3 separate regions of the Homo sapiens genome follow, and regions 1 and 3 are each linked to region 2. The links are chromatin contacts, found by Hi-C in ENCODE. All regions are on one chromosome and are shown on one strand. Each heading gives the region's core, a stretch centred on a gene start or an enhancer-like site at or near the end of the contact. The rest is flanking DNA. Distances are from core to core; before and after follow the strand shown. Region 1 has its middle 15 kb from the start of CCL1. Region 2 overlaps MYO1D (myosin ID). Region 3 overlaps LOC107985038 (a long non-coding RNA gene).

What was found. Hi-C counts contacts between places; a loop is a spot of excess contacts on that map. Pooled maps may share reads with other maps.
Region 1: a loop to region 2 is called in a map with no recorded cell type, with 5 times the contacts of the local background. The contact joins two enhancer-like sites. A Hi-C loop is called at or near these places in 4 of 37 single-sample maps with no recorded cell type and 5 of 50 pooled maps.
Region 3: a map with no recorded cell type shows a loop between it and region 2 (5-fold over the local background). The contact joins two enhancer-like sites. A Hi-C loop is called at or near these places in 3 of 37 single-sample maps with no recorded cell type and 3 of 50 pooled maps.

What each region holds. Positions count from the first base shown.
Region 1 is chr17:34,377,381-34,380,080 of GRCh38, forward strand. No RefSeq gene overlaps it. Among named protein-coding and RNA genes, the nearest start is that of CCL1, 15 kb to the left of the region's middle. Within about 2 kb of position 1,416, at least 3 of the 41 ENCODE cell types and tissues checked have a DNase peak (open chromatin) inside an H3K27ac peak, as active enhancers do.
Region 2 is chr17:32,527,608-32,530,307 of GRCh38, forward strand. The region is part of intron 21 of MYO1D (myosin ID); the gene reads right to left. Among named protein-coding and RNA genes, the nearest start is that of CDK5R1, 42 kb to the left of the region's middle. Within about 2 kb of position 1,389, at least 2 of the 41 ENCODE cell types and tissues checked have a DNase peak (open chromatin) inside an H3K27ac peak, as active enhancers do.
Region 3 is chr17:33,967,357-33,970,056 of GRCh38, forward strand. All of the region lies in intron 1 of LOC107985038 (a long non-coding RNA gene), which reads right to left. It also overlaps a transcript of ASIC2 not described here. Among named protein-coding and RNA genes, the nearest start is that of LINC01989, 210 kb to the right of the region's middle. RefSeq lists enhancers at 718-787, 808-877, 888-937. Within about 2 kb of position 1,397, at least 2 of the 41 ENCODE cell types and tissues checked have a DNase peak (open chromatin) inside an H3K27ac peak, as active enhancers do.

The DNA.
Region 1 (2,700 bases), core at 166-2,665, 1.8 Mb after region 2:
AACTCACACTAACCAATTCTGTCTCAAAACCTCTTCTCCCAAAGCTATAAATTCAGTAGGTTTATTTTCTGCCCTCCGAGTTATCATATGTGACAGTTTTACCAAATGTTTCACTACAGCATTCCATAGGTTGCCATTTCTCTAGCCCCTATAATAATTTCTCTGCTGTCTGCCACCCAGCTGCAAAGCCAAATCTGTACATCTTATCCTTTGGTTAGAGCAATTTCTCTCTTCTAGGTATTAATTTCTGTATCGGCCAGCTTTTGCTGCAGCAACAAGCAACCCCAAAATATCTGTGGCTGATAACAAGAAACATTTCTCTTTTTTGCTCTTAAGTCTGCGGGCCAACTGCAGCCCTTCATTAAGCTGTGGGTCATGTCAGTCTTTGTCACAAGTCTTCCCAATTCCAGGGTCCAGCTAAAGGAACAGCTCTTGCTCAGGACAGGACATTCTACTGGCAGAGGGTCCAAGAGAAAGAGGATTATCAGAAACTTGCAATGCTTTCAAAGCTTCTGCTGGGATCTGGCATGTCATATCTGCTAACATTCTTTTTTTTTTTTCTGAGACAGTCTCACTGTGTCACCCAGGCTGGAGTGCAGTGGCGCGATCTCAGCTCACTGCAAGCTCCACCTCCCGGGTTCACACCATTCTCCTGCCTCAGCCTCCTGAGTAACTGGGACTACAGGCACCCGCCACAACACCCGGCTAATTTTTTGTATTTTTAGTAGAGACAGGTTTTCACCGTGTTAGCCAGGATGGTCTCGATCTCCTGACCTCATGATCCGCCCGCCTCGGCCTCCCAAAGTGCTGGGATTACAGGCCTGAGCCACCGTGCCTGGCCCATATCTGCTAACAGTCTATTGGCTCAAGGGAGGTACATGGCCAACCTCAAAGTCAACGGTGTGAAGAAATACATTCTAAACCCTTTTAAATGAGAATAGAGCCTCCTGCAGATTTGAAGGAGCTCTTGATATGTTCTTATATTAATCCTTTTGGTATGTGTATTGCAACATAATCTCCCATTTGTAACTTGTTTTTAAGTTGTCTCCTTAAAAAGTATGTTAATATTTTTATTGAAAAGATGTATAGGTTTAACAAATTGTAGTAGCTCCACTATCCAGACAACCATTTTCATTTTTATTGACCTTCTAGTCCCTGTACACATTAAACAAACTCCACCCCAGAGTTACATACTATAATGAGTAACTCAATGCAATTATCAATTTCTACAACATGCAATGCTACCCTAAGAACTGCCGCAAATTTTAAGTCCAGAAGATAAAGAAACAGAAACTTAGCAAAAGATAAATATTTACAAATACAGTGTAGAAAACTGCAAAATATTTCAACAGTTTTAAAAAATGCTTTCTTTCAGGCAGACTCCAGGGACAACAGTGAGCAGGGAACCGCGGACAGTCTCCAGATCTCAGAAAGAGGAACTTGAGCAAAAACGAAACAGAAAAAAAAAAAAACAAGAAAAACTATTCTTTCGAAACCTTCCAGCCACCTCAAAGTGAGACCCGTAAGCAAACAGGTATACTTCAGAAGTCTCTAATTCTCATTAGTTGACTTTCAGTAATCGATGTTGGCCCCATGCAGATGTTTTAAATCACTAACACAAACATTGCTGTCTTTGGTATTCTTGCAGTGTTTTCATTTATGAGAAAACCTGCAGAAGAAACTGCTTGAACCAAAGCAAAGTAGCAAGGAAACAGGTTACTATATAATCAGAAGGCCCTAAGAAAGGTAGCAGCAGGTCATATAATTACCTCCTTGTGGATAAAATCCCTGTCCTCAAACTACGCAACCTACTACCTGTACTTCTTCCTTAGGAACCAATTTTTTCTTGCCAGTCTTCTACTTGGCAGATGCCCTTTAAAGAAACCTGTGAAATTAAGCCACCTTTTTTGATTTTTTTTTCCAAATTCAAACCAGTTAGAATTGTTTCACAGATGCTTTTAAAAAGTTATTGGCCATATGATGTTCATCAAAACCACAAATGCATTTGCTTAAAACCAAACTTCAAATAAGTTAGGAAGGGGCGAAAGTAATTCAATTACATTAGAAGATGCAAACCAGTAGTCTAAGCCTCAGCCCACCATATATTGTTGGAGCACATATTTTATTGAAAGCGTTTAATCTTCAAAATTCAAACATCAAATCTCATAAAATCTCCGGCCTTCCTTGATCAATTAGAAAAGTAGATGACACAATGTAACTCCTGCTTGCTGCCTATCACCTGGAGCAAATTAACACCCTGCCTGTCCCCTTTAGATGCCATGCGTTTTCTAGTCATAGTCAGCTCCTCCTGGGACTCTGAAGGTATTTCAGCTTTTCAGTTTTTGACCCCTGAATTATAGTAAATGGAAGCAAATTCTGATCATGATTTTTGTCAACATTAAAAACAAGCTTTTTGAAACTGTCACTCTCTCCGCAATGGTACTTTTAAGTATTTTTACAAAATGTACCCATTCTCCATAATTTGGTCCACTTACTCCGCCTGGCTATTAAGGCTGTAAAATGGACCCTTATGTAATTAATGAAACATGTAAATTCATTTTTCTCCAGGCCTTACTTAGTTAATTAGTTAGAAAAAGATAAGTTTCCAACTGCAGAGTAGTAGTAATATCTACAGTGGAGACACATGTCAGAAAACCACAAAATTCCTGTGAATGAAAGAATGACTGTACTTGCCTCATG
Region 2 (2,700 bases), core at 139-2,638:
CATAGTGAGACCCCGTCTATACTAAAAATAAGATAAAAAAAATAGCTGGGTATGGTGGTATGTGCCTGTAGTCCCAGCTACTCAGGAGGCTGAGGTGGGAGGACTGCTTAAGCCCAGGAGATCAAGTCTGTAGTGAGCTGTGACTGTGCTACTGCATTCCAGCCTGGGCAACAAAGAGAGACTCTATAAAAATAAAACAAAACAATAAAAGCTACATAAAAGCAAAACAACTTTTTTTTTTTTTTTTTTGAGGCAGAGTCTTGCTCTGTCGCCCAGGCTAGACTGCAGTGGCACGATCTTGGCTCATTGCAATCTCTGCCTCTCGGGTTCAAGCAATTCTCCTGCCTCAGCCTCCTGAGTAGCTGGAATTACAGGCGCCCGCCACCAGGCCTGGCTAATTTTTGTATTTTTCTTACAGACAGGGTTTCACCATGTTGGCCAGGCTGGTCTCGAACTCCTGACCTTGTGATCCACATACCTCAGCCTCCCAAAGTGCTGGGATTACAGGCGTGAGCCACTGCGCCCGGCTGACTTGATTCTTATGGTGGTAAAATTGGCCCATTTGGGTTCTACCCCACTTAAGGCTTGCCCTCTTCTGCCCCACTGGGCCAGTGGTTTTGGGGAAGAAGGTATCCAGTACCTTGATCAGAGGCGATGTCTAGCCTCCTCTGCCCTTTGGAGAGCTGGTAGCAAGGCACTGAGGAATTACTGCTTTGCAGGTGGGAGAGGGTGAGATGGGTAGGAAGTGCATGGCAGAGCTGGGAAGCTGGCTCCTCAGAACTGGGAAGTTGAAAGAAGCAGAGCCAGCTCTTGAGTAGAACTTAGGGGTGTGTATATGTGTGTGTGCGTATGTGTGTGTGTGTGTATGTGTGTCGGGGGAATTACTGGGAAGGGTAGTGTGTGATGCTGAATATGCCCTCCCACCCCCAAATATCCACATCCTAATCCCTGGAACCTGTGAATGTTACCGTACGTGGCAAAAAGGCCTGCAGATGGGATTATGTAAGGCTGCTGAGATGGGGAGATTATCCTGGATTATCCAGGTGGACCCTAGATACAATCACAAGTATTCTTTTAAAAGAGAGGCAGAGGGAGATCTGACACAGACAGGAGGAGGAGGAGGAGGCAGTGTGATCCTGGAGGCACAGATCAGGGTGAAGCAGTCACAAACCAAGGAGTGCCGGCAGCTCCCAGAGGCCGGAGGGGTGGAGGAGTGGATTCTCCCTGAGAGCCTCCAGAGGGAACAGGCCCTGCCCAACGCCCTCGTTCTGGCCCAGTGAAATGAATGTGGACTGCTGGCCTTAATAACTGTGAGAAAAAAACATGTCTGTGGTTTAAAGCCACCAAATCTGTGGTAATTTGTTACAGCGGCAATAGGAAACTGACATAGATCGGTAGATGGTGTCCTCGGATGAGACTTCTGGTTTACTTCCTGTAGGCATTAGATGGTGGGACTCCTAAGTGAGAAGAACAAGTGTTGCACATCATTACATGCAATGTGCAGGAGCAGTATCAAAATTCTGCATGTGCGCGTGCACACACACACACAGCCCAACCCACCCCTCACTTGGATCTGAATCTGTGTCTGTTGTTAACTAGCTTGTACTTCAACAGGGAGCTGTGAATTGAGCAGGAGGATCATGAGACAAGCTGCCCCAGGTAGTCTGGCAGGGTCTCAGAAGGCATCACAGAACATAGCAGAGGCTATAGCAGGAAGCAGGTGAGGTGTCCCTCCAGAGACGTGAGCTGCCTGGACAGAGAGGAGGGAAGAAACCCACCAGAAAAGGGGCGGGTGGGGAGGGCAGGACCTGTTTTGCAGTTGTAAGTTTCTCCCTTAAGAAGAATACAGAGTAAGGGATGCTAGACCCTTTTCTGTTTCATCTGAAAACACTTTCCACAGGGGTAAACTCTATAATCGTGTGTGTGTGTGTCTCTAATGCAGGGGCAATGAGCTGCTGGGTGTGCTTTGTGGATGTGGCCAGGATGGGCTCAGGGGGTGCTGCTTTCAGGTGGGTGAGACTCACATGGACATATGTGGGTGGGCAGGTGCCTTTTGCTTAAGGAATGGCATCAGGCCCAGGATGCTAATGTGTTTCTATGGGCTGTCTGAGAGAAGACAGGGAAGGGGCACAGGCGGTGAGAGATTTCCCGGATGAGACATGAACACTCCTCTCCACGATCATGGCTGCCTTCCAAGAGGCTCTCCAGGGACAGCGCTCCTCACCGTGGGGGAGGCCCCGTGCTGACTCCCAACGCGTAAACAAACACGGGGAGCCAGGCAGTCTTCCCACTGTACCTGGGCTCCACAACCTCAAAGGCTCCCAGCTGTATCTCCACTTGAACAATAGCGTTTTAAACTCCTTGGTTCATTACCAGTCTGCATCACCTATTCAGCATTCACAAGGTATACAGCACTAGAGGAGGTTTCGTGGAGCTCTGTGGTAAAAGTAGATGGCAGAGTCTCAGTTCTCCAGGGACAATGAGACAAATATAAATTAAAAAACATAGGTGACAGTTATCTAAGGCATGTGACACCAAGGACAGGCAAGGAGCCCGATCTGTGTTCATCGAGCCGCTCCATTACACTCTGTCTGTGGTCTTGGGAAAATCACAGAACCTCTCTAAGCCTTTTTGTCCATCTATAAAATAGGCTTAATACATTTAAAAATGGCTTAGAAGATTTTGAGAATTAAATGAGAT
Region 3 (2,700 bases), core at 147-2,646, 1.4 Mb after region 2:
TCCCAAGTAGCTAGAACTATAGGCATGCACTACCATGCATGGCTAACTTTTGTATTTTTTGAAAGACGTGGTTTCTCCACATAGCCCAGACTAATCTTGAACTCCGAAACTCAAGCAATCCACCCCCCTCAGCCTCCCAAAGTGCCAGGATTACAGGTATAAGCCATCACGCCTGGCCTGATTCGAATTCTTAAACACAACTTTGAAGGTGGCTCAAAAGTCTTCAGTTACACCCCACTGTTACCTTATAAAGTCCTAACTATAGCTTGCCATTGGAGACACCATGAAATTCCATCTTAATCTATTTCTCCCTCTAATATACGCCATAGCAAAATGGGTAACACTGCTCTCGACAGTATATCTGATGCTCAATTAGTAGTAGTAATAAAGGCTGCCAGTGTCAGAAGCACTTGACATGCAGTGTCTCATTAATTCCTCACCACACCCCTGTGAGTAGACAAGATGTGACAAGATGTGTAGTTGCACAGGGCCCTGTGCTCAGAAGGCTGTGCTCCCATGCCTGGTTTAATGCTCTGCTCTCACTGTGTGGAAATTGTTAAAGCTTTTTCAACTCGGGGCCTCACATTGTCATTCTGTTCAGGGCCCTGCAAACTATGTAGCCAGTCCTGGAAGCAGCTGCTATTATTACCCCCATTTTACAGATGTGAAAACCAAGGCCACACAACTAATGAGCCCAAGACTCTTGTCAATACCCGTATTGTGCCAAGGGTGGCAGACCCACACTCTGGGCTTACTGTGTGCCATCTACTGTGCTCCCTCCCTTCCTCCACATCCCCATGTTGCCAGAGCGAGTGGCATTTCCTGTCCTTGAGGTTAAATGACTTTCTCACAAGTTTGCCTGACTTCAAGCCCAGTGCCCTTCCTGCTACACTGATCCAAATAAAACGGTGCCTGCCCCCCAACCCCCAATTCCAAAGCCAGGCCTGGTGTCTGGCGAGACCTGAACAGGGGGCAGAATCTCTGCGGAGACCTCTAAAAATAAAGCCCGCCTGCAACTGTGTTCTGAGACCTGAAGCTTCCTTCTTCCTCTTAAAAGCTGTTCCCATCTCTGAAAGCAGCTTCTCACCATGGGCTGTGGCTGCTGCTTTTCCCGCACTGCAAGGGAGAAACGGAACAGATTGCAGGAGCAATTAAACCATCACATGGAAAGCCCAGAGAGATTGGGGAGAGGGGAGGAGATGCTGTTTCTTAATGGCCTGCCTCTATATTTAGCCTGAAATACCTCAATCTCTGACCCTTCCAGGGAGCAGGTAGAGGTGAGAGTGAAGTTGGGGGCTTCAGCTCCGTTGGGCTTCTGGGTCAGGAAGCGCCCATCTGCCAGTGTGCGGCCCCATTACCGCCATGCCTTACAGGGACTCACCATATGGCAGGACAGGAAACCCCAATCATCAAACAAGCAGTGAAACCACAGCACAGCCTGTCTAGGTGGAATTTGGCAAGATGACTCAGCAAAGATGTCAAGTCAACAACAGGGAGCTGGCCTGCCCCACAGGATGCCAACTTCCCCAAGGGGACAGGGGGCTTGTGACAGGTGGTGAAGGGTGGTCAGCCTTTAGTTTCAGCCCCAGTTACAGAAGAGCCTCCATTCCTCTCCCTTGCTGCATCCTGAGTCAGACAATGTGTGTGGGGCGGATGGCAGTGAGTTTTAAAAAAACACAGAGGCCCGGGCCCAGTGCTAAAGACAGTAATTGATTCTGGAGTGGGGTTCAGACGTCTGTATTTGCATAAGACTCTCCAGGTAATTACAAGCATGGCCCGTTGAGAAACAACCAGTAGTAAGATTAGGCATAAGATGCATTTGACTTTATATTCTAGTTTTGGTCCCTCGCTTCTTGGGGGACTTTGAAGAAGTGTATGTTTATCTCAGAGCCTCAGTTTCCCCTTCTCTATATGAGTATGAAATTCTCAATTTCTGGTACATAGCCAATGCTCAGTAAATGTTGTGGGCTGACAAAATGAATGAATGAATGGAGGATGTAAGCAAATGAGTAAACACATAACCTAGCACAGACGATGTTGGTTCCTGCAGGCACAAGGATATGGCTGCTTCTCTTGGGCTGGGCTGTCTCACAAGCAGGCTCAGTCACAAGGAATGAAGTAGTCTATCTGCAAGGTGGTCCCAAGTGACATCAGCAGAGGATCTGGGGAACAAGAAAGGGGAAGGCAGGAAGCAATGCAGGGTGCATTAATGAGCCCATTACTATTGTGGACAATTGAGGCTCCGTCCCACTGGGGTCTCTGGGCGACAATGTGAACATGCTGCAGAGTTGTCTCACCCGAGGGACGGGAGCTGTACCTATTCTCCAGCTCCCATCATCAATGACAGAGGGCCATTCCTGGGGGCAGGAACTCCAGGGCACTTCTGCTCTGTCCTGCTTGTGGGCTGAGAAAAAGCCCTGGGGCAGAGAAGTGGAGAGTCCCAGGTGCTTGTTGTAGAATGTCATCGGCAGCTACTGCCATGGTGAGTGCCAAGGGGATACAGGTGAGGCACCAACAGCACCTGCCTCGCTAGGCCTCCGATATGTAACTTTCCACTCTGGGCTAGGGGTCTGGGGGAAGAGGGAAAGGAAAGGCCCACTCATGGTCCAAGCTGTCTTACACCACACAGCTGCCGGTACCATTAGGATCTAGCAATGCAAAGTCTTGTTTATCTCAACGTGCCTATTTCCTCGGCAGTTC